2 separate regions of the Mus musculus genome follow, and region 1 is linked to region 2. Evidence: chromatin loops called from intact Hi-C (ENCODE). Cell type or tissue: left cerebral cortex. All regions are shown on one strand. Each heading gives the region's core, and the rest is flanking DNA. Links, peaks and the distances in the headings are about the cores only. Region 1 overlaps Tldc2 (TBC/LysM associated domain containing 2). Region 2 has its middle 17 kb from the start of Sla2.

Evidence for each region. A loop is a pair of places that touch in the nucleus more often than their neighbours do. Peaks named below come from ENCODE experiments on the same cell type or tissue, not always from the same donor. Only the 100,000 strongest peaks of a DNase experiment are listed, where the experiment ranks them.
Region 1: it touches region 2 in a loop (4-fold over the local background); 13 of 42 quality-filtered maps call a loop at or near these places.

Annotation. Positions count from the first base shown.
Region 1 is chr2:157,088,459-157,100,736 of GRCm38, reverse strand. Tldc2 (TBC/LysM associated domain containing 2) reads right to left here. Exons shown (of 6, transcript NM_001177439.2): 2 at 12,137-12,278; 3 at 11,461-11,613; 4 at 9,011-9,106; 5 at 5,368-5,441; 6 at 3,789-4,391. The coding sequence ends at 4,256. Samhd1 (SAM domain and HD domain, 1) reads left to right here. Exons shown (of 16, transcript NM_018851.4): 16 at 1,234-3,203. The coding sequence ends at 1,338. Among named protein-coding and RNA genes, the nearest start is that of Tldc2, 7.6 kb to the right of the region's middle. In left cerebral cortex, for the core only: a CTCF peak has its summit at 5,511 (motif pointing right); DNase peaks (open chromatin) are centred at 5,519 and 8,524.
Region 2 is chr2:156,898,028-156,910,305 of GRCm38, reverse strand. No RefSeq gene overlaps it. Among named protein-coding and RNA genes, the nearest start is that of Sla2, 17 kb to the right of the region's middle. In left cerebral cortex, for the core only: CTCF peaks have their summits at 1,855, 5,152 (motif pointing left) and 6,716; DNase peaks (open chromatin) are centred at 3,272, 4,158, 5,141, 6,753 and 2 more places; H3K27ac peaks cover 609 bases.

The DNA of each region.
Region 1 (12,278 bases), core at 1,904-9,903, 190 kb before region 2:
CTAAAGGAGGAGAGAGATCAGCGGCTGTTTCCAGGGCCAGCAGCAGGGCCATTAGGCGGGCATTGAGACGGAAACAGCACGGGGAAAGCTGAAAAGCTAACAGAGACCATGAGCCCTTTCAGGAGCAGCATCGAGTGGTGGATGCCCCCTGCCATCCGTGTGCCAGGGGCAGCCTGAAGCCATTGAACTGGAGCAAGTGAAATCTTTCAGTTCGCATTCTTAACACCTGCTGGAGCTGAAGTCCGAAGGTGTGATGTAAGCGCTTTACAACGCGGCTGCCTTTGAGAGGAGCAGCAGCTCCCAGGAGCTCTGTCCAGTCAGATCCGGTGTGCTCAGCAGAAGACATTTAACATCCGGACGTTACCAAAGTAACCGAAGGAACAAATGGAACAGTGACTCAGTGCCCGGGTGATCTTACTGTAGTTTAGGACAGGCTGAGGGAGCAGGTGGGCGTCCAGGAGCTGAGGCCCCTTCCAGCAGCTGGAACCATAGAGTGGTGACGCCCTGAAGCCCATGCCAGAGGAGATGGGAGGGAAACTACTCAGGCTGCACTGCCCTCTTCATCTCCAGACTATGACTCCACCCAAGGGCTAGAAAGGAGACGAGAGTGGCGGGTTTGAGTGGCGGGTTAAGAGGTGCTGAGTACCTGAGACGAATGGTCAGAGGCAGCCCGGCCTTGTTCCAGGAGGCGTGCACGGCCAGGGGCCTTGGTGCTCATGCTTCCTCCTCTCGGGTCATTGTGTGACCCTTGGGTGGAAGGGTGCATGTGGCTGGAGCTGTGTTAATGGGGCCAAAGTTAAGAGGTTTATTTAAAGAAAAAGGTCCCAGGGTTCTGGGTGTCATTTGTCCCTGTCCTCCTCTGTGTCCTCCCCCATTTGCAGACCTGGCTCATTTGTTTTCGAGGAGACTAGAGAAAAGAGAAGCAAGCCTGCAGTATAGCTTCTGTCTCCCCGTGAGCCCCATGCAGGGTGTGAACTCAGGCAGCTCTGGGCAGCTGTGTCCTGTGACTCAGCCAGTTTCCCATGAGACCTCTGTCTGCTTAGGACTATGGTGTTTTCTAGTTTATAGTCACAGGACATGTACAGCTTTGAATTTCTCAAGAGGAAGTGTATGTAGAAGCAATCTATGTTCAGGACAGAGGTGTGTGTGTCTGAGACACAGCCCAGATACAATGATGGAAACTGGCTTTTCTTTGTGTCCTGACTCTCTTTTCTCTCTCTCTCTCTCTAATAGGATGGTGACATTATAGCTCCACTCATAACACCTCTGAAATGGAATAATAAGACTTCATCTTGCCTCCAAGAAGTATCCAAAGTAAAAACATGTCTAAAATTTTAAGTGAATATCTGCGGTTAGTTCTTTTCAAAAACCTCTTTCCCTCTTCACAATTAAGTTAGGAAATATAATCCGGGCCCACCAATGACCTTTATTTAGTATCTGGAATGTATTCTCGTGCTGGGGTGGGGGGGTCTCGTTTTCATTCAAAATGAAAAATGGTAACATTAACAAATTTTTCCTATCTAGCCTGTGGTGGTTTGACTAAGAATGGTCCCATAAGGTCATATAATTCAATGCCTGGTCACCAGGGAGTGGAACTGTTTGAAAGGATTACAAGGATCGAGACAGTGTGGCCTTGCTATAGGAAGTGTGTCACAGAAGATGTGCATGCTCTTGTACTCTCTCTCTCTCTCTCTCTCTCTCTCTCTCTCTCTCCCTCCCTCCCTCCCTCCCTCCCTCCCTCCCTCCCTCCTGTCCATCAGCTACCACACAGCGCCTGTTCCTCGCCATGATGGTGGATTAACCCTCTGAAGCTGTAAGCACACCCCCAGTTAACCGCTTTCCTTTATAAGAGTTGCCTTGGCCGTGGTGTCTCTTGACTGAGACAGATGCTGTAAGAAGCATTATCTGGTGTATTTTTAGCACTGACTGAAACCTTTCTCCTTTAGCAACCTATTTCCCAGGATAACTCTCCCATCTATCCTGAACTCTTGGGACAAAGGATTGCCTTTTGTTTTTAAATCAGGAATTGAGACAAGGGTACAAACTAGAATGGAAATTGTGATGCGCCGTGTAGTTAAAAAAAAAACCAAAATCCCAGCCCACTGAAGAGGTGCCCGGCACCCTGCTCCCCCCACAACACCCCACCACTTCCATCCCTGTTAAGTGCCAGGCATGGGGGGCATCGGGAGCAGTTCTTTCCTCAGAGGAGCTGAGGTGTGTCAGGCGGGTACTCTACCGATGACCTCAGCTCCATCTCTGTCTTCCTGGTACAACTCCCCCTGTCCCCTGCTTTAGGAGAGGCTAGGTTCAGAGGACACCTCATACCAGGCTACTCCTGAGTCTGTCGTGACTCCAGACAAAATCAGAGTTTTAAAGCACCTGCAACCCCTCCAGCCCCAGGGGACTCACTGCTGCCAGCCTGGGGACAGGTCTTCGCCCATCTCTTCTGAGCTGAACTGGTCAGCTGACCACCGACCCCACCCTCTGGCTGCTCTCTCCGGCACCACTGTTGCTGCAGTGTGTTTACGGGTTTTAGAACATTCTGGACTGCCTTTGTGAGCTTAGCAGACTGCGCAGTGAGTCTCAGGTTCTCTTTGTAGCTTGCTGTTCCTACCAGTGCCGAGCCGCTGTGGTTCTCCCTGCTGCCCCCCTCACCCCCACTTTGCACAGCTTTACCAGGAATTGAGTCCAATTGGAGCCAACAGTGGTCAACAGAAATGCTAGAGATGCAGGCAGTGGGGACAGAGGCAGGAGCTGGAGGCGACATCTTAGTGATGATGCTCTCCCGGGCGAGCAGCCTTGTGCTGCCTCTCTCCTCCGGGTAGCCACGTTCTGTCTTGTCCACTCATGGGTGAAGAGTATTTGGTGTGTCTGCCACTATGGGGTCATAAATGCACACGGGAGGTGCTAGCTCCCCCACTAGCCACGGTGCCTCTGTAGATCCACGAGACAGCTAGGGGTCCCCCTCCCCTTTGTGTGCCCAGACTCAAGGTTAAGAAGTGGAAAGTTTTCTGCGAATATTTTTGTATTTTTGCCAGTCTATATTTTTTAAATCATTATGGTTTATTGTGGAGTTTTGTAGTCCTAATTTTGTACCATGGTATGTGGGAAACAAATCTGACCCATTTTCTGCCTTTGATGCTGTTTTCCTTGTGAGTACCTGTGTCGTTTACGAGACTGCATTAAAAATGGAGATTTTAACAGCTTAGTCTCTCGAGTTACTGAATACTGTCAGCTTGCTGTAAATAGAACCACAGGTTTAGTGACGGTGACATCAGTTGGGTAGGGGACAGCTGCCATAAAGCTTTCATGAGCGTTTCTATCCTGAAACTAGAGGCAAGCTCCTTAATCGCAGACTCTCATACCCTGCATGCCCGGTTTGGATTCCTGTACGAAGGAATATATTCTGTAGGGCCCACATAGATGCTTCTTGGTGTCACAGCATTGTGTGGGGTCTGCAGGACAGTAGTACGGACAAGGTCCCAGGTACTTGGTTTTCCTCACCAAAATAAAAGCAGGCTATAGCCGGCTCCTTTCCAGCAGAAGGCAGACCATGCACGGGAAGGGTATGGGGGCGTAAGCTCAAAGACTCTCGTGCCTGAAAACAAGCTCTTTCCTCTCAAGCCCCCTGGGTTCTGTCTACAGAGGTTCAGCCTCCGTCCAGATCTACATAATGTCCAAGCGTAGCTCTATGTCTGTCCTGTGAGATCAAGTGACAGATGTGTGAGCGCCTGACCCGTGGCTGGCCTTCAGCGGTGCCATTTGGGCTCCAGAAGAGACAACAGAGAGTGAATGATGCTTCTCTTTATTAGTTTTAGAAGTGGAACCCAGGCTCTTAAAGTAAAAGTAATCTCTCAAACACAAAAGAGAAGTGCGAGTGCGAGTGTGTGTGTGTGTGTGTGTGTGTGTGTGTGTGTGTGTGCGCGTGCGTGCCTGTGCATGTGTGTGCACACCGTGCATACACCCGACTTGACTTAATATGAATATGTTATGGGGGAGGGGTAGGATTTTTGCTTTGTTTGTTTTGTTTTTTGATCTTCTAGGGATTGTCAAATCCCATAAAGACAAATTGTATGCTTCTTCAGTCAATGTCTTTCACACCTTATAATCAGCTCTGCTGAAGAGCAGTGGCTGCCCCTGTTCTTGGGTTTTCAAGCCATAAGGAGGCTGGCTGAGAGCCACAGTCCACATGAGGGTTCTTCCCCATCCTGAGTTGGGCAGAATGGCTGCCCTGTGTGAGGAGGCCCGGGAGGCGTCAGCTCAGAACCCAGGCCTCCAGCTCCTTGATGCAGAACTGCTCCCTGCGGGCCAGCACTTCATTGTTGAAGGTCGCACAGGGGTAGCTTCCGCCATGGTACAGGTCTCCGTCCAGCCACAGCCCAAACTGGCCACTGAAGAGAGAGGGAACGAGCTCTGGAGACAGCTCTGTAGGTACAATGTCTGTTACTCGGGCACGAGGACCTGCCCCCAGCACCAACATAAAAAGCCAGATAACATAAAAACCCTAGCACAGGGAGGGCAGCACACGGGGCCTAGGCCGCTTCAATGATATGGTGGAGATGGACTGTGGAGGACATCTAGTGTCAGCCTCAGTTCTCCATATGCGTGTGCATGCACGCACACACGGGGAATCTCGGCACGGTTGTGCCATGTGCTAGGCCTCTGTGACTGGCTGCCATCACCACACGACCACTGTCCCTCCATCATGGCTGTTCTCATCCCTTCCAGCTCATCAGGATTTGGGGCCTCCTCATGTGCTCTCTAGCGTACAGGGCATTTTTTTAAACAAGCCATTGGTTTTAATAACTTACACAGTGGTCCAGCTATCACCTCAACCCTGTTTTAGAACATTCTCATCACATTTGAAAGAGAACCTGGGCTGGAAGCAGGAAGTGGATGGGTAATCAGCGATGGCCGATGTGCCCTGTGTCCTGCTGCCCCTCAGTGGAGCTGAGCTGATAGAGGAATGCTTTTATTTTTACCTTCAGGGTATAACTTAATGTGCTTCCACATAGGGCTCACCCCAGGGTGAGAACAACCTTTGTTTTTTCCTAACTCCCACGCCTGCCCCCAAACTCACAGACTGTGTTCTTAGCCAGATGCACATCTTCTATCAAGCCTTGTCCCATGGGACTCGGAACTCTGGGACTTCCCCATCTTGTGACTCCTCGTTCCCAGTCACGTCACACTAAGATGTCACTAAGCGTGTGATGGGGATGGGCTGGTTGAGTGTGGCCATCCAGGCATGAGACGTGGTGCTGATGCCAAAGGGCATTGCAGTCTGCCTGAGAGGAACACACCTTGCCCATTCTACCCTTGGGAAAGGGCCATGGGCCACCCCAGGATGTGGGGGACAGAGACACGCACCTTCCACTGCCCATCATCAGTGAGTCCAGGTCTCCTTTCACAAAAAAAGAGTTGTGCCCTGTCCACTTAAAGACCTGAGTGAAGAGGAAAAGGAAAAGCGGGGTCACCTCTGAGTGCTGTCGTTGCAGGCTGACTCCAAGCCACATGGTGGCAGTGTTGTGTAGGGACTGGAGGCTTCTGGACCCAATGAGTTCCAGGAAAGACTGGGCTGCCAGGCCTTAATATTTCCATTTCCTTGGTCTTCACCCCTTATGCCCTCTGCCACAGATCCCCTGCATCCTGGCAGTGCCAAATAAATGCTAACAATCAAACCTCCAAAGCTTCCTGCTTTCAAAGCTAGAAAGAGGGAGGCAGCTAGGCCTAGAGCTGGAATGGAACTGCCTTTAGACCACCCTATCTGACCTAAGACTCCCCGTGAACCCCTGTGAATTTCCGTCCCACTATCTAGGTCACAGCCTCCTCCTGATCTCATGCCATATACTTCCCACAACCCTCTCCATAGTGACCTGCGTGGCCCACCAACTTTAAATCACACTATATGTCTTCTACCTAAAGCCTTCTGGCACCCCTCCACTGTGAAGGAGACAGAATTCAGTCCTCCAGCCAGCGTGCACCTGCCCCCATCCTTGCTTTCCTCCGTGCCCTCTCCTCCCCTTAGGTACTGCACCTGAGCCACACTGGCCTTCCTTTTCACCAACACCTGAAGGTGCTCATGCCTTAGGGCCTCCCTACGTTCAGACCCGTCTGTCCACAGACCTCCCCAACCCAGGCTTTTCTCCCCAAGGGTCATTTCTTACCCTACAGCCTGAGTGCCATTGCAGAGAGCCCCTGATTGATTTCCCTAGGCATCTACTAGCTCTGAGACAGCTCCATTTGAGCAGTGCTCGCTCGCCTTGTCTGCCCCGCTACAATGTAGTTCTAGAACGCCCTGGGTGCCTTGCCACACTCATGAATTAAAAGGACGAAGACTAAAGAACCAAAATAGGCAATAAAGTTGCTTTTAAAGGGCCCCAAAGTCCAGTATGTTGCTTCCTGTAATTCGATGTCCCAATCACAAGGAACAACTCCTCTTCCCCAACCCCGGAAGAATAGAAAGGTAAAGGCCAGACTGTGAAGGGGTGCGAAGGGGTGCGATAAAGCTAAGGAGTCAGCACAAGAAGACGGGACTTCTGTATCAATTCTGCACTTCCTCTGCTGTCTTCAAGGACGTGTCCTTCTGATTGGAAAGAGCAAGATAAACATTGCTACGGAAGAAACTAAGACAAAGTTCCACGTGTTACTTGGAGTAGCAGTTACTTGTGCAATTACTGGGAACTCATAAAGAGCTCGGGCCAAGACACAGGCAAGAATCAAGTTTTTCAAAGTATGGGATGACCGTGACCCCCTGGAAGTAATGGATTTCATGTAATAATATTTTTTTTTAGCACTTATGCACCAGGCCCAGTTAGGCATTGGGTAGAACAGTAAAACACAATGAACAAAACAACTGCCTCGGAGACATGTAGAGGGAAGGCAGATAAAGGGCTAAGAAATGGTATGTTACATACGCTAGAAAGAGAAGTGACACTTGGAGGCAATAAGGATTTAGAGGGAATGGTCACTTAAAACAAGGTAGCCAGGGCAGTCACTGTGATGGGGACAGCAGGATAGTCCTGAGGCTGGTGTGTACGGATCCAGTGGAAGGGCTGCTGAGCAGAACAAAACGTGCGGAGGCCCTGGGTCAGGGTGGGCTTGGGTTTTTGCCTTCCAGTTTAGGCCGGCATTGCTGGGGCAAAGTGAGGGAAAAACAAATAACCAATATTAGAAAGAGGTTGGAGAAGAGTCATGGTATATGCACATCACGAGAAGAGCCACAGGGGAAGCAAGGGCAGTCATCAGAGAACCAAATCCCCGGCTCTGATGATAGCAAGCAGCCGGAGGCTCCAACAAGACGATGTTGGTTCAAGAGGAAAATGCTAGAGCTTTGGGCTTTTAGTATGAGCTGCAGGAAGGGTGACCAGCCTACAGCCTTGGGGACACCTTTGCCTTTCACCCAAGAAGGGAAAGTTCCTTGCCGCTGACAGAGGCAGAGAACAGGTATGTTCTGTTGTTAGCAAGGCCGTCCACACCCCTTTGACCATCTTGGTGGGAGACTTGATGACTGTGTGGCAGATGTATTTACTGCTGTCTGTGTGCTGGTGGGGAGACATCTAATAACAAACAAAAGCACCCACAACTAGCTCTCCATCCATTTCACAGACTGTGAACAACTCGTTGTCAAGGGCACACTAAGCAATTAATTACACGTTCTACCTCACACGCTGATTCATCCACATTTGTGGTTCCCAAGTGTGCACCCTTCTCCCCCATGTCCTCTGCCTCCGGAGCGCCCTGCCTGAGTGGAGCCTCCGGGGTTGGTTTGCACTTCTCCCTTCACCACTGACTGAGTTGGGCGTATCCCCAACCACTTTGCGCCTCGGTTCCCTCATCTGTAAGACGAGGCAAGGATAGCAGCGTGCACCTGTGGGATTTTTGCAACGGCTGAATGAGCTGGTCTGTGAGGTGGTAAGTTCCTGTGAGTTGCTGCTGTGACTGTCATAAAAGCTGTGTGCGCTCTGTCGATCGGGCAGCACCCAGCAGCTGCAGTCAGCCAACAACCCAACAGTGGAAAAATCTATAGCTAGAAGATGTCTGGGACCCCCTGTCTCCCTTCTTCATAAGTTCCAGCTCTTCAGCCCCTTGTGCCCTCTGAGGAGTCACTGGTGCCTGCCACTGAGCTCTTTTGCTTATCCTGAAGGGGACCCCTTCCTTTCCAGCCCCCTAGTGAACTCTGAGGCTCTATCCACCCACCTCCTCGCCTTTCCTCCTCGCTTGCAGTTTCCAGCCACTGTCTTCATGGTCACATCCAGCATTTGTCCTTATCGAGGAGAGCAAGGGAGCCCCTCCAGTTCATTTCGAATGGCCCTCCATCATCCTGGCTCCTTCCCCGTTGTCCTACAGTTGTCCTACGCATTGCTCAGCTGCTTCCACTGCTCCAAGAATTTGACCCCAGGGAGACCGCTCCTCTCCAACCCCACCTTTGTTCACCCTCCATCCCTCTGGCTTTGCTGGCCCTCTGCCCGGCCTAAGCTCTACAGCTCTGCAGCCCGCTCCGTGTTTCCACTCCCGCCTACCCCTTTCCCATCCATTATTCGCTGTGACTGTGGCCTGCCAAGAGCTGGTCTGAGAACACTGGCTGCTCTGGTACTAGCCTGGCCAAGGAAGAGCTGCACCCCACTGAAAGAATCAGAAAGATCAGAGAGAGCCTCTTCTGGCTCCAAGGGCTCTCTGGGCTCCCCTTCTCACATGCAGGGACTGTGCAGCTCCTTCTCTTCCTCCAGCCTTCATGTGCATACTTTACAAGATGCCATTGTAAGCATCCTCCCCTCCCACACCTCAGGTCTACCACACTTGATCCCATCTTGCCCTTTCCGTCCTATACAGAGTAACCTGCCTTCCTCCCTTAATAAGTTCATGGTTTCTGGAGATCTTGATGGTGAGCTGAGGGCTCTCCCATGCCTACCACTGCCCTGTGGAGAAGTGGACAAGAGGCAGCTCAGCATGGGGACTCCCCATAGCTGTGACCTGTCATAGCCTTCCTCCATGACAGAAGGTTGAGCCTCACCTTTAGCTGTGGGGAGAAGGAGAAGAGGAATGTCTCTCCAGTACCGTAGAAGCCTTTGCTGAGTCGGATAGCTGAGGAGGAGAAGGCGCCAAACATCTGGAAAACAGAGAAAATGGCAAGAAAGGAGCTCGGAGTCCACCAGCCACCTCCTTCACCAGACTTCGAAGTACATGCTCAGCCTGCAGGACTCCTGGGGAGTTGGGCACAGAGATGGAGATAGGGCCACCCTCTGTTGTACATTTCTGCCTTCCCTGAGTTGCCATGACTCCCCCACCCCACCTGCCACCCTCTGTTCTATCTGTCTAAGTGTCTGTGTCTCTTCAGGGTCCTGCTGTGTATCCCAGGCTAACCCAGATCTTACTTCCACGAGAGCCTTTACAGGCATGTAACATGTCCGGCCTACCTTTTCTTAAATGTATTTTGTGTGTCTGTGTGTATTGTATGAATGTGTTCATGTGTGTACACAGGTACACACACATACACGCACACGCACACACACACGTGTGTTCTCATGCATATGGAAGTCAGAGGCCAATATGGAGTATCTCCTTCAATTGCTTTCCGCCAGCAATAGAGGCTGTTTTGAGACAGGCACTCACTAACAATGGAGATGACCAATGGGACTTGGCCAGGGTGCCTGCCTCCTGTGGGTTACAGACATGCACTGCCACGCCTGGCTTTTTTCATGACTGCTGGGAATTGAACTCAGGTCCTGATGCTTGCATGGCAAACACTTTACTGACTGAACTATTGCCTTGGCTCCAGATGTACTTATTTCATACAAGGAATGCTTCTAGAAGAGCTAGAAATTACAGGAAAAAAAAATCATCAACCCTCCCCCTCCCTCCCCAAGGTGATATACGTGGTTTTGTGGATGCTTCCTTCTGGTACCTGTTCAATGCCAGAGCACAGGCTGTTCTGCACACTGACAGCCCACACATACGCTGCTCCCTCTCACCTTTCTCCACCAACTTCAAATGTACAGAAAAGCCCAGGGCTGGGGATAGAGCTCAGTTGGTAGAGTGCTTTCCTAGCACATGCAGGGCCCTTTTGAACTGCCAAAAATTACTATTATTGGTAGTAGCAGTAGCAGTAGCAGTAGCAGTAGCAGTAGCAGTATTTAAAGGTCAAAACAAGTACAAATTCCTTCCACCTTGGACCTCACGGGAAGTTTGCTCTACTTCCCATACTGGCTTTCTCTCTTTATATTTCTCAGGCCCACTTGCCTATGATACTATGACCCTTCACTCCTAATCCACCACCTCCTTACTCTTATATAAGCCCAGTGCTAGCTAGCATCACGCCAAGAGAACTAACGACAACTCTGGTATTATCGATTTGTATCACTGTGTATTCAATTGCCCCTGATTATCTCAAGAATGTGCCTCACATCCTGTCACGTTGGAGCTGTGGCTCTGCTCCTTGCTTCTCCCCTGCCTGCTAGTTGTGTGACTGATAGAGCCATCTTCCTTCTGTGGGATGGCTATTGGCGTTGGGGTGTGGATAATCACAGAGCTGCATGGGGGGTCCTGGGGTGCAGGATTTAGGCTTACTGCCAGGAGAAACTTCTCATAGCACGGAGTCTCTGCCACAGAAGGGGCTCTCAAGCAAGAAGCCTCTCCAGACAGACTCTCCTGTCTATTTGGAGCCCCATGAGATCTCTTCCAACTCTGTTGTTTCTTCTGTACAGGAACATTTAAAACCAGCTTGCAATCCCACCCACCTTCTGCATGGAGAATCCGCCAGAAATTCTATTGTTTGAGTGACCACATAGATTTCAGGCACGGCCGTTGAAGTTCTTCTGTGGCATTTAGGCCTTTGCTCTCTCTGATTTCCTACAATTCATTTCCCCCACCACCACCAGCTTAGGATATTTTCAAAATATGCATCCATCATTGAGATATAGATCTCCCATCTGAAACCCTCCTGTAAGAGCCACTGGAGAGACTGGGGCAGGCAGGAGGATTTGCAGTTCAAGATCAGCATAGGCTACATTTAGGGTTCTGAGCCAGCTTGTGTCTTAACGAATGAGACCCTGCCTCAAAATAAATCAAAACAACCCATCCATGGTCTTGTGCTTGCAAATATAAGAGTGTGTGCAATGCATGGTGTTGGTGGTTAATTGCTCAATGCCCCCCCCCGCCCCCGGCACACACACACACACGCACACGCACACGCACACGCGCACACACACAGACACGAAGTTAGACTGTTAACCCTAAGAGTGCTGGACCATTTCTGGCTTGATCCTGCTCTGCTCCATGTCTTAACCTGGCACACAGGAGTGACTTCAGACATGCAAGTGAGCAAATGGTGGCCTGGCTCCAAGTGTGACCGGTCTCAGTGCCACTGTCCATATAGCTTACAGGTGATGTAATCTGTCCTCTGCTTTCTTGCTTTTTACCCTTCCCTGGACTGTCTGGGAGCCCCCGTGCCCCAGCCCAGCTCACCTGTCCATCCTGATCTCTCAGCAGCAGCAGTACTGGCCCACTGTGACCCTCCATCTGTCGGTATAGTCTCCGCAGACTGAAGCCATCCCTTGATGTGCAGAAGACCAGACTCCAGGGGTGGCCAGTGACTCTTGGGGGCAGATGGAGGCTGAGCTGGAGATGGAGCTGGAGCTGAGTGAAGGGATTGCCTCCATCTATTCCCCTCCCACCACTCAGCCTTCACTCTGCCAGAGACTTCATGCCCATTAGCTATAATTTGATTCCCATTTTATAGATGTGAAAATTGAGGTCCAGGGAGATGGTGAATAGATGTCAGAGCCTGGATGCCAACCCAGGGCAGATCTCTGAGAACTCAGCTTGGTCACTTGGTCTTTAGAGGGTAGATAAGAGACAGAGTCCCCCCTCCTGGTACTCCCCTAAGTGTCTGTTCCACCCAGGCTCTGGCTTTAGTCTCTAGGATCCATGTCACCCGGGCCATTTTCCCCAGTTCTACCCAGTGAGAAGGATGGTGCTAGTGTGACTGGAGAGGACAGGGAAGCCCAGGGAGAACGCATGGTTGATTCAAAATGACATTTAGCTAGGGACATTGTGGCTGTGACTTCAGTGCCCCAGGTGTGGCTGATATAGGGAAGAGGACTTGAGGACTCAAGTCCTAGTACATAGAATGTGTCCAAACCTGCTTAATCTCCGAGGCACCTAGGACTTGGCTAGCTTCTGTAAGCTGAGGCTCCACAGGGTCCTGGGGGGCTGGGGCTGGGGCTGGCTCCTCCTCTTCCTCCTCCTCACCCTCCTCCCCAGACAGTGTGTCCTCCATCTCT
Region 2 (12,278 bases), core at 1,748-9,747:
GCTAATCCATTCTCCAGATCAGAGCCTTTCAGATCCTGTTTGGGAAAGCCCATCAGAGACACACACTAAGACCCACTAAGATGTTTCTTAGTGACTACCTAGGCACCTCTCTCTCCTGTTTATAATGTCATATTTTTATTTTTATTCGAAAGGGTCGTTGTTTGTTTGTTTGGTTGGCTAGTTGGTTTTAGTGGTTTTAGACAGGATCCTACTCTGTAGCCTAGACTAACATCAACCTTGTGGCACTCTTCCTGCCTCAGCCTCCCAAGTGCTGGGTTCTGTGAGTCTTCATACCCAGTTCCTGGTTGCTTTGTTTTGTTTTAAGAGAAGGCATTCAGGCTGGCCTGCACTTCCTGTTGAAGCAGAGGATGCCCTTCAACCTCTGAGTCTCCTGCATTCAGCTGCCAAATTCTGGCACTGCAGATCTACAATGCCCTCACCCTTAAAAAACTGGTATGTGAGCCGGGCGTGGTGGAGCATGCCTTTAATCCCAGCACTCAGGAGGCAGAGGCAGGTGGATTTCTGAGTTCGAGGCCAGCCTGGTCTACAGAGTGAGTTCCAGGACAGCCAGGGCTATACAGAGAAACCCTGTCTCAAAAAAACAAACAAACAACCCCCCCCCCCCAAAAAAAACTGGTGTGTGTGTGTGTGTGTGTGTGTGTGTGTTTGTGTGATGTGTCTATCTGTGTCTGTGTGTGTGTCTGTGTATGTGTCTGTGTGTATCTATGTGTGTCTGTGTGTGTCTGTCTGTCTGTGTGTGTCTATGTCTGTGTGTGTGTAGGTCAGATGACAACTTTGGGGAGTCAGTTTTGCCTTCCACCTCTGTTTCTGCTGCTGTGCGGCTTACTTACTCCAGGACGTGTGTCTTTTTACTGAAGTTCCCTGGTCCTGGGGATTAACTCAGGTCATCGGTCTTAAGCAGCTAAATCTTTGACCTGCTGAGCCAGCTGCTGACACAAATGCTATGCAAATGAATGTATTATTATTGTTGTGGGGTGAGAGAGAGAGAGAGAGTACATGTGTGTCATGATGCACCTGTAGAGGTCATAAAACAATTTACACAACTTACCTTTCTCCTTCCACCACATGGGTTCCAGGGATTGAACGCAGGACTCAGGCTTGGCGGCAAGGGCCCTTGCTTGAGCCATCTCTTGTTTCTCTGACCCTAAGTATTTGTGCTCACTATTTTGTTTTGAACCGTGGTCTCATTGCCTGGAACTGTTCTGCAAAGCAGTGTGGCCTTGAAATTGCAACAGTCCTCCTACGTCTGCCTGCAGTAGGATCACAGGGATCTCCACCATGCTGGCCTTCCTAGGCATCCCTTAGTACAGATGTCAGGCTGGCAAAGGAAATTAACTGTTGCAATATGTGCTACCAATCAGGATAGCCAGAAGTAAACAGAGAACGAATGAACGAATGAATGAATGAATGAATTGTGCTGTGGGTATATGCACCCATGCCATATCAGGCCTATAGCTATCAGAAAACTACCCTCCGGATTTGATTATGCTGCCCACTATGTTGGCAGCAGGTGCATTTACCTAAGTGACACCAATAATTTTATTAGTAGGAAATTTGATACCAAGATAGTGTTTACTGAGTACCAGACACTGTTCTGACACGGTTTATATATATTTAACTTCTTGTTCTCAGGACAGCTCAGAGAAGTGGCATGTGTTAATCCTATGGAGATTTGTCATGTACCTAAGCTAAGCTACAAGGTCCAAGACCCAATATAGTCATCAGAGCATTGGTTGTCAATCTAATGGATGGAGGGAAAATATAAAGTACCAATAATAGTGTAACAAAAATTTTAAACAATGGCAAAACATATGATAAAAAATATGTATTTGCCACCTGGTGGTGGCATCAATCTCAGCACTCAGTTGACAGAGGCTGGCAGATCTCTGTGAGTTCCAGGCCAGCCTAATCTACAGAGTGAATTCTAGGACAGCCAAGGCTACACAGAGAAACCTTGTCTTGAAAAATCAAGGAAAAAAAAAAAAAAAAAGAAATGAAAAAAAACTATCCAGAGCTAGGCGTGCTGGCATCTGCGTTTAATGCCAGTGCTCTGGAGGCAGAGACAGGCTATGAAAGAACCTATTGGGAAAACCCCCACTCAGCTCCCGATTCGGCGTGCACACAAGAATCACGAATAGAACACAACACCTTGATGTAACAACACGAGGTATTTTAATGGCGGAGCTCCGGGTCGAAACGTATCTCACACAGGAGACAGTGGATTCGACCACGAGGCTTGGAACCTAGGGGTTTTTATAGAAAAGGAGTGGGGCTGGGGGAGGAATTGGCGCGGTTTCACATGATTGGTCCATTTAAACATCAGCAGCCTGTAACATTTAACTTAGGTCAGAGGGGTGGGAGATAGGGAGGCGATGGGCCTGCCCGGGCATGTCCTGGTCTGTTCTGCTATGTTCTCAGCCCCAGGTTTCAAAGCTCACAAACAACTCCTTGGGCTATTTGACATACATTACATGAATCACAGTTTTATTTCCTTTCAGCTAGCCTAGTCTACTTTTCCAATTCCAGGCAAATGAAATCTTGCACATATTTTCTGCCTACCATCAGACCAGATTCTGAACAGTCTGTCTGTCTGTCTGTCTGTCCCCACATGGGTTTCCCTTTGGGGAATATTGCCTCCCCTGGCTTTGGATGGAGAGTACTAACAACGCTGTTGCCAGTGGCTGTGGAATCCTCCCCCAGCCTGACTTATGTAAATGTCTGTCTAGTATGTGGATGTCCTGACCCCCACGCTTAGACAGGGAGCAGCCTGGTGACATTCATAGAGCACGGTGGGTCTCTGAGCATTATGGATCGGGCAGCCCGTGAAGTGAGCTGGGTCATTACTCATGCTCCTCTCTTGCTGCAGCCTGAGGCTCCTGACAGCCCATGGGTGACCTCAGGCATCTTTCTTCCCTAACCTGTCACCCATGGCCAAGGCTCTCCCACACCTCCTTCTCTGCATCCTCAGCTCCACCTCATCCAAGTCCTCAGAGGGAATTCCATCCAGAACCCAGGCAGAAGCCTAACGGGGAACTGGCAAGATGAGTTGAGCTGAAATTTGTTTCTGAAAATAGACTGTCTCCAGATTTACACAGATTGCCGTGTTTATTAGACTATGAGATGCATCGTTTTGAAATGGGAAGAATTGGGAGAGAAATGTTCAAAATGTGAGAACATTCTGTAAATATAGCTTTTCCTCCCACTCCCTGAAATAAAGATGGCTAAAACTGGAAGGAACCTTATTTTTTGTGTCTTGGATGTCTTGGGCAGGGTGGTAAGTTGATCTCTACCCACCATCAACCCAGTGTAAATGCAGAGCTAGGGACAGGGAGGAGGCAGCAGAGGCCACAGTCTCAGACTGCACATTTCAAAGGAGTGTGGCCACTATTCCTTCCAGCCCTGTTTCAAAACAAAATCAGCTCATACCATGGAAGGAATACTCAGTATTTCCATTTATGTGTGTGTGTGTGTGTGTGTGTGTGTGTATAAACATTTCTTTGAAATGATACTGATTTGTGTTTTTATGTTTTTCAAAGATACTATGTGTATAGTACACCTTCCTTTAGTGGACAGCCTGTGAAATGCTCTCACATGTTAACTCTATTTACACCGTTTTTTCTTTTAGCTCTCGGGGTTTTTTTGTTTGTTTGTTTGTTTTTTGTTTTTTGTTTGTTTGTTTGTTTGTTTTGGTTTTTTGAGACAGGGTTTCTCTGTATAGCCCTGGCTGTCCTGGAACTCACTTTGTAGACCAGGCTGGCCTCAAACTCAGAAATCTGCCTGCCTCTGCCTCCCAAGTGCTGGGATTAAAGGCATGCACCACCATGCCCGGCAGCTCTCAGGTTTTACCACCAACATTGTGGACATAATTCTGGCTCATCACTTTGGCCAGGTAAGCTCCTGTTCTTGTACAAAAAGCCTTCCTGTGCTTCAGGAAAGAAAGAGGCTCATTGCAATGCACGGATCCTGCAGAGAAAGAACATGGTCCTTGCAGTCAGAAGGGCACGTGGGCCTGCAAAGGCCAGTCCTCTGGGAGGGGCTTCTCTCAGCCTCACTGATCTTGGCACTCAGAGAGAGACAGAAAACAGCCACTCCCCACCTGTCCCCCGTGAGCAGAATGCCATCTGGGTATGTTTGACAACACCAGTGCCTCAGCAGACAGCTTTAGAGCCACCAGGAGGTTCAGGAAGGGCTTCACAGGAATCAACATTTCAGAGGAGACAAGCCAAGAGCAGTGAGGTGCTGCTATTGGGAAAGGAGCTTAGAGATGACCTCATCCAGCCAGGGGCTGAGGGACACTGGTGTCCAGCAGGACGGCTGCTGTCCTGGGATGGACAGCTGTTGGTGGGGGATTTGCCTCCAGTCCTGATTTCTAAGGGAAAGTGAGTGATGTAGACACTGAGCTGTGAGGGGCAGTTACAGGGAGGCGCGGAGGCTGCTCAGTTAGTCTGCTGGCCAAGCCAGCTCAGTCAGTCCACAGGGTCTCAAGGGCAGGAGTGAGGATTGAAAAGAAAAAGACATTAGTCAAACATTACAACCCAACTCCAGCCAGTTCTGAGGCTGAAGCTCCTTCCATTTTTCCCAGCCAGCATTTATACCACTCCAGGTTCTAGCAAAGAACAGGGTCAGTTCTTAGATCCCAGACAATGTGATTAAACAAGGCAAGGAACAAAGAGATCACACCTGGTAGCAATCAAACAAAGCAATAAACAAAGTCCCCAAGTCTCTGGGTCTGGGGGCTTATCAGGATTACCAAGACAAAAGGGAAGTCACACCTTCCTTGGCTGTGTTCCCCTTGAGCCTTGCAGTAGCCCAAATGTGAATATGCTTGTCTGAGCCTACTTCCTTGAGCCCAGTGACAAGTACTTGCCAAATTTCTATAAGTGGTACCAAAAGCTCTCCACAGTCTGCATCCTTAATTCTAAATATGCCTAAAGGAGAATGGAAGGTCGGATGGAGCAGGCTGTCACCACCTACTGATGATGTGCGTGCTAAGTAGTTTGAAAGCTGCTTTCCGCTGCTGGAGTGATGGTTTAACAGTTAAGAGCACTGACTGTTCCTTCCCGAGGTCCCAGTTCAATGCCTAGTCCCATATCCTGTTTGTAATCTCCATTCCTAGAGGATTTTCACCCCCTTCTGGCTTCTGCTTGCACTGCAGGCATCTGGTGCATAGACAGACATGTGGGCAGAAACATTCACATAGGAAAGAAGAATTTTCTTATGTCTTTAAAGATGTATTTACTTTTACGTGCATTGACAGTTTGCCCGCATGTGTGTCTGTGTAAGCATGCCAGACCACCTGCATCTGGAGTTACAGACAGTTGTAAGCTGCCATGTGGATGCTAGGAATCAAACCAGGGTCCTGTGGAAAAGCAGCCAGTGGTCTTAACTGCTGAGCCATCTCTCCAGCCCCCCAAATAAGAACTTTCAATAAAATTAAAAGAATTACTGGGTGTGGTGGCATACAACTTTAATCCTAGCACTTGGAAAGCAGAGGCAGGTGGATATCTGTGAGTTCCAGGATGCAGAGCCTGGCCTACAAATTGAGTTCCAGGATAGCCAGGGCTACATAGAGACCCTGTCTTTGAGACCTTTTGTCTCAAAAGAACAAAACAAACAAAAACTATTGCTTCAGATATCCAAACTTAGTTATTTTTCCCAGGTTTGATAGCCCAATACAGTAGGGAAACCGAGGACCAAATTTAATGTTATCCATATTGTAAATTGAGTTGAAAATTGTTTTTTTTTTCATTTTAGCTTTAGTTCTTTGAGACTTTCATACATGAGCACACATGTATTCATATAATTTCTACCCCTCTTTCTCCCTGGAGTTGACATTTGAAGCCCAGCTCAACTCCAAACTCCAAACCCTAGACCATATCCTCCCTCTCTCTCTCTCTCTGTTCATGTATGCATGTGTGTGTGTTATGAATGTATGTGTTTGCATGCATGTGGTACCTATGTACATGTGTGCACATATGTGTGAAGGCTAGAGGTCAACATTAGGGTCTTCCTTCTGTCTTTCTAACTAAGCCTCCTTCCCACAGGTTGGTTTCCAGCTGAAGACGTCACCTACTTGTCACCGGGGCTCCATCACCTACTTGTCACCGGGGCTCCTGGCCAAAATGTTTGGCTCTGGACCTGAACATTTGCCCACATCCAAAAAAAACAACTTTGTGTGTGTGTGGCATATGGGTCCTCATATGGAGAAATTAGTTTGTCTTTTAGTTTTGATCAAAACAGGGGAAAGAGAAATCCTCAGACCGTGTCCATGGTGCCACAGAGGCATCAGGACCTGGAGAGAAGCAAGAGAACCCATCATGTGTGCAAATGTGGACTCACCCATGTGCCTGTCACTGGGACTGGGGGTAGCCTTCTCCTGGTGCCTAGCAGGTTTCATTCCCAGCGTGGCATTTCCTCCAGGAATGAGTGAGTCCTAGGGTCCCATCCAGACTTTTTCTTATTCATGCTCCATTCTGGATGGATCTGGGACACTACCATTGGAGTGGTCATCAATCACTAGATTAGTACATAGATCTGAAGCAGATAAGCTTAAAAATAATAATAAAGGAGAGAGAGAGAGAGAGAGAGAGAGAGAGAGAGAGAGAGAGAGAGAGAGAGAGAGAGAGCTGCAGATACCTTAGACTGAAAAGCTGGCAGAACTGGGGTAGAAATCAAGCTAGGAGAGACTGCCTCACCTAGTGGACAGATAGGGAGTGTGCCTAAGAGTGCTGGATCCCTCTCTTCACTGCTCAGCGGGGGGCATTTAGATTACAGTTTCCCCTCCTGAATGAAGATCTTCTTTGAAGTCATCAGTGAAGCTCCTGTGCTTCCTCTTCTCAGAGCCAGGAGGACGCCCAGAGTCAGTCACATCCCACTTAAGTAGGGAAGACAACATAACTTGCTGCCCAGGCTCAGCTCCCAGCACCCACGTGGCAGCTCACAGCTATGCCCCCAGTTCCAGGGGCTCTAATGCACCTTTCCAGCTTCCTTGTGCACCTCAGGTGTATGGGCCACTAACACACATGCAAACCCCCGTCACATAATAAATTAATTAAACCAATATTTTTAAAGCACTTTTTGGCCAATTTAAGTGGCCAACAAGATTTGGCAAACAAGTATGTCCTTGGTTAAGTTTACCTAGACTTAGATAATTGGTTTTAAACATGAATTATAGCCAGGCTGTTCCTGCAGGCCTATAATCTTGGGAGGAGGAGGCAGGAGTATCAGGAGTTTGAGAGCAGCCTCAGCTACATAGTAGGTTCCATGTCAGCCTAGACCCACCTGATCTTATATATAAAAAGCATAAATGGGGCTGGAGAGATGGCTCAGTGGTTAAGAGCACCGACTGCTCTTCCAGAGGTCCTGAGTTCAAATCCCAGCAACCACATGGTGGCTCACAGCCATCTGTAATGAGATCTGATGCCCTCTTCTGGGGTGTCTGAAGACAGCTACAGTGAGCAAGCAGGGCCTGAGCCAGAAGAAAAAGTGTCTGAAGACAGCTATAGTGTACTTACAAATAATAAATAAACCTTTAAAAAAAAGCATAAATGATACTCATTCTCACTAATAAGAAAAACACAGCTGGGCAGTCATAACGGTTCAGTGGATAAAAGTGATTGCTGCCAAACCTGGGGACTTGGGTTTGGTCCCAGGGATCAACATGGTGAAAGAAAGAGGAGACTCCAAAAAGCTTTCCTCTGACAAGCACCATGGGAAGCGTACACATGAATGCACACACACACACACACACACACACACACACACACACAGACACACACACACACACACGCACACACACACACACACACACACACACACACACGACATACATGCACACATACTAGAATCAATGGCACCCTCCCACATGATTATCTACCGCATCAGCAAAACCAAACAAAGGTTGATGAACAAGCCGGATGGCTCAGCAGTTAAAGGTGCTTGCCACTGAAGCCTGATGAGCAGAGTTCAAATCTGGGACCTTTGTAAAAACAGAAGGAAAAAGCTTACTCCACAACATTGTCCTTTGACTTCCACACGAATGTGGTGGCACATGTCCCTACACATACACTAAAAAAAACTTAAGATACAAACAGTAACCTAACCGTGGGCTGGGGCTACAGCTCAGAAGGGAGAATCTTTATCTAGCTTGCATGAAGCCATGGGCTCGACCTCAGCACTACATTAGCCGAGTCTGGCAATGCTCGTCTGTAGTTGGAGCTCTCCCAAGGCGGAGGCAGAAGGATGAAGGAGTTCAAGGTCATTCTTGGTTACCTATTGAGTTGAAAGTCAACCTTGGCTATATGAGACCCTGCCTCAGATAACAAAAAGTGATCATATGAGCAGGGGTGTAGGAAATTACACACACACACACACACACACACACACACACACATATATAAATGAGATTGCTGTCCATGTCCTTACACTGTCTCCCAGGCCTAAGTGAAAGTGGAAACATATATGTTAACAGGATATATATATAAGAGTAAGGTTTATTTTTTTTTAATCCATGTGTATTGGCAGAGGAAGGGTAAATACTATATAATTCACTTTTACCTTAAAGATTTGCATTAGTGACTAGGTTCTTGTTTGCCCTTCATATACCATAAATGCCACACCGTAGGCTCTGGTAGCATGGAGCAGGAGAAAGGGGACCAAAACCATATATTAGGACCATGACAGACAAGGCTTTACTAGCCTCCGCTGCAGATGGCTGACCCTGGCTTGAGCATACAGGAGACAGTGGGGGCCTCAGTGGGGGTCAGGCTGCTACTCACTGAACAAAGGCAGCAGCAAGTCTTGGGCTTCTGGGGTAAGCTAATTGTGGGGGTTTTCTGCTTGTGATAGGCACCATTTCTAAAGATGTCTTTCTTAATTATGAACCTCCTAGTCTTTGGGTCTTTTTTTTTTTTTTTAGATATTTTCTTTATTTACATTTCAAATGTTATCCCCTTTTATGGTTTCCCCTCCGAAAACCTCCTATCCCCCTTCACAGAACCAAGGGCCTCTCTTCCCATTGATGTCCAACAAGGCCATCCTTTGCTACATATGCAGCTGGAGCCATGGGTCCCTTTGTGCGAGCTCTTTGGTTGGTGGTTTAATCCCAGGGAGTTCTGGGGGTTCTGGTTGGTTCATATTGATGTTCCTCCTAAGGGGTGGCAAACTCCTTCAGCTCCTTCAGTCCTTTCTCTAGCTCCTCCATTGGGGACCTTGTGCTCAGTCCAATGGTTGGCTGGGAGCATCCACCTCTGTATTTGTCAGGCTCTGGCAGAGCCTCTCAGGAGACAGCTATATCAGGCTCCTATCAGCAAGCTCTTGTTGGCATCCACAATAGTGTCTGGGTTTGGTAACTGTATATGGGATGGATCCCCAGATGAGGCAGTCTCTGGATGGCCTTTCCTTCTGTCTCTGCTCCACACTTTGTCTCTGTATCTCCTCTCAAGGGTATTTTGTTCCCCCTTTTAAGAAGGACTGAAGTATCCATACTTTGGTCTTCCTTCTTCTTGAGCTTCATTTGGTCTGTGAATTGTACCTTGGGTATTCTGAGCTTCTTCTTTCTTTCTTTCTTTCTTTCTTTCTTTCTTTCTTTCTTTCTTTCTTTCTTTCTTTCTTTCTTCCTTCCTTCCTTCCTTCCTTCCTTTCTTTCTTTCTTTCTTTCTTTCTTTCTTTCTTTCTTTATTGTTTCTGTTTTGGTTTGGTTTGGTTTTGGTTTTTTCGAGGCAGGTTTTCTCTGTATAGCCCTGGCTATCCTGGAACTCACTCTGTAGACCAGGCTGGCCTTGAACTCAGAAATCCGCCTGCCTCTGCCTCCCAAGTGCTAGGATTAAAGGAGTGTGCCACCACTGCCCGGCTATTCCGAGCTTCTTATCAGTGAGTGCATACTATGTGTGTTCTTTTGTGATTGAGTTACTTCATTCAGGATGATATTTTCTAGTCCCATCCATTTGCCTAAGAATTTGATGAATTCATCATTTTTAATAGCTGAGTAGTACTCCATTGTGTAAATGTATCACATTTTCTGTATCCATTCCTCTGTTGAAGGACATCTGGGTTCTTTCCAGCTCCTGGTTATTATAAATAAGGCTGATATGAACATAGTGGAACATGTGTCCTTATTACATGTTGGAGCATCTTCTGGGTATATGCCCAGGAGTGGTATAGTTGGGTTCTCCGGTAGTTCTATGTCCAATTTTCTGAGGAACTGCCAAACTGATTTCCAGAGTGGTTGTACCAGCTTGCAATCCTACCAGCATCTGCTTGCCAGCATCTGCTGTCACCTGAGTTTTTGATCTTAGCCATTCTGAGAACCTCCTATTTTTTTTTCCTGGTTTTTCGAGACAGGTTTTCCTGTCCTGGAACTCACTTTGTAGACCAGGCTGGCCTCAAACTCAGAAATCCGCCTGCCTCTGCCTCCCAAGTGCTGGGATTAAAGGCGTGTGCCACCACGCCCGGCAAACCTCCTATTCTTAATGTTTTCAGCCAATGTCTTCCCTCAGGAACTGCTGTTGTTGATATGGTTGTCTCACACAAGCATCCAGGCCTTCTAGTTAGCTTGGGCCTTGTGTAGGGTTAAAGGGCTTGAGCTGTGATAGATGCTGAAGGAGATCATGTCCAGAGCAGAAGAAGCAAATAGTCTTCAGAGTAACATTTCTGCAAAGCATTTCCCCGATGACCAACATGTTGACATGCAGAGCTGAGGGGGATCCAGTCCAAATATTAGAAGAGCAAAGAAGACGGACCCAATTCCAAGCCCATCAGATAGTTAGAGGCTCAGATGAAGGGTCAGTGTTTCCCACAAAAGCAGCCTTCAAACTTCTGCTGTTGCCTAGGCAACTGTTATCATAACCCACATATCAGAGGCGTCTCCTACAGCAGAGTTAGTGGGAGCAAGGATGCACTGCCTAGCTGTGCCACTTCCAAAATCAGTGCTGTCTAAGCCTGAGCCGACTAAGGGCCAGTGAGCTGGGGAGCAGTTGCTTTGGTTGTCCTTTTGTGGCACTTCTCCCTGGTCTTTGATGTTTGTGTGGCTTCTCAGACCCCCAGCGATTTTGTAGCTTGGTCCAGCACAGGGCTTCCAGGGCTGCAAATGCCCTGGCCTGGGTCAGAATCTGGTGCTCAGTGACAAAGCTGTTGGAAGCTTTAATGGGTTGTAGGTGAAGAATTTAGAGATATTTGTCTTCTGCCCCTTACGGCAATCTCTACCTGTCTCAAAGTATCATTTCTTCCCCTTTTGCCTCAAATTCTGCTGCTCAAGTTTCTCTCCACGGCTAGTCATTTCAGCCTGATAGCCATCTTATGTACTGCTCTCTATCATGTTATCCATTTCTTGTTTATTCATGTGTGTGCGTGTGTGTGTGCATGCGTGTGTGTGCATGGGTGTGTGTGTGTGTGTGTGCATGGGTGTGTGTGTGTGTGCATGGGTGTGTGTGTGTGCATGGGTGTGTGTGTGTGCATGCATGTGTGTGTATGTGAGTGTGTGTGTGTGCATGTGTGTGTGTGCATGCATGTGTGTGTGTATGTGAGTGTGTGTGTGTGCATGTGTGTGTGTGTGTGAGTGTGTGTGTATGTGAGTGTGTGTGTAGGGGGTATGCATGGTGTTTTTCTTTAGTGACAGTTTGTCCTTGGGAGATGTCCTGTTGTTGAGTCAGAGTCTCCCTGGGACCTGTTCCTGGCTGCTTAGGCAAGACTAACTGGCCAGGGAGCCCCAGAGATCTCCCTATCTCTGCCTCTCAGGTCTGAGTTTTCAGGGGTGCTCCGTCACAGGTCCTCATGTTTTCACAGCAGGTCCTCACTGACTGAGCTCCCAACTCCACGATTCAGTTTTCTCATTGTAATGTCTTCAGGTTGAGGCTAGAGCCTCCGCTGTGTTTCCTGGGAGTAATTGTTTCCGGGCTTTCAATTTCAGGAAGCTATTTTATCTTCCTGGCTGTCTTCATCCTCGTGCTGTAGAAGGCACTCAGGCTTTTTCCTTATCTCTGTTTCTCTATGACGCTTTGTGGTGGTATTTACATACTGTTCTGAAATTATCATCTTCCTAACTATTCCTGATGCTTTTCCCTCCGATGCAAATCCCATTTAGTATTCCCAGGAAGATGTAAGATTACATTTCTTACAAGGCTTGCCTCCTGGGGGTTAGGGGTGGGGTGCGCGCATGTGTGGTGCTCTCTGTCTGATCTTGATATCTTAGAATATGTGTTCTGCTTATTCTAGGAAGAGTTGAGAACCAACCTGGAGCTGATTCAAAATTACAGACTACA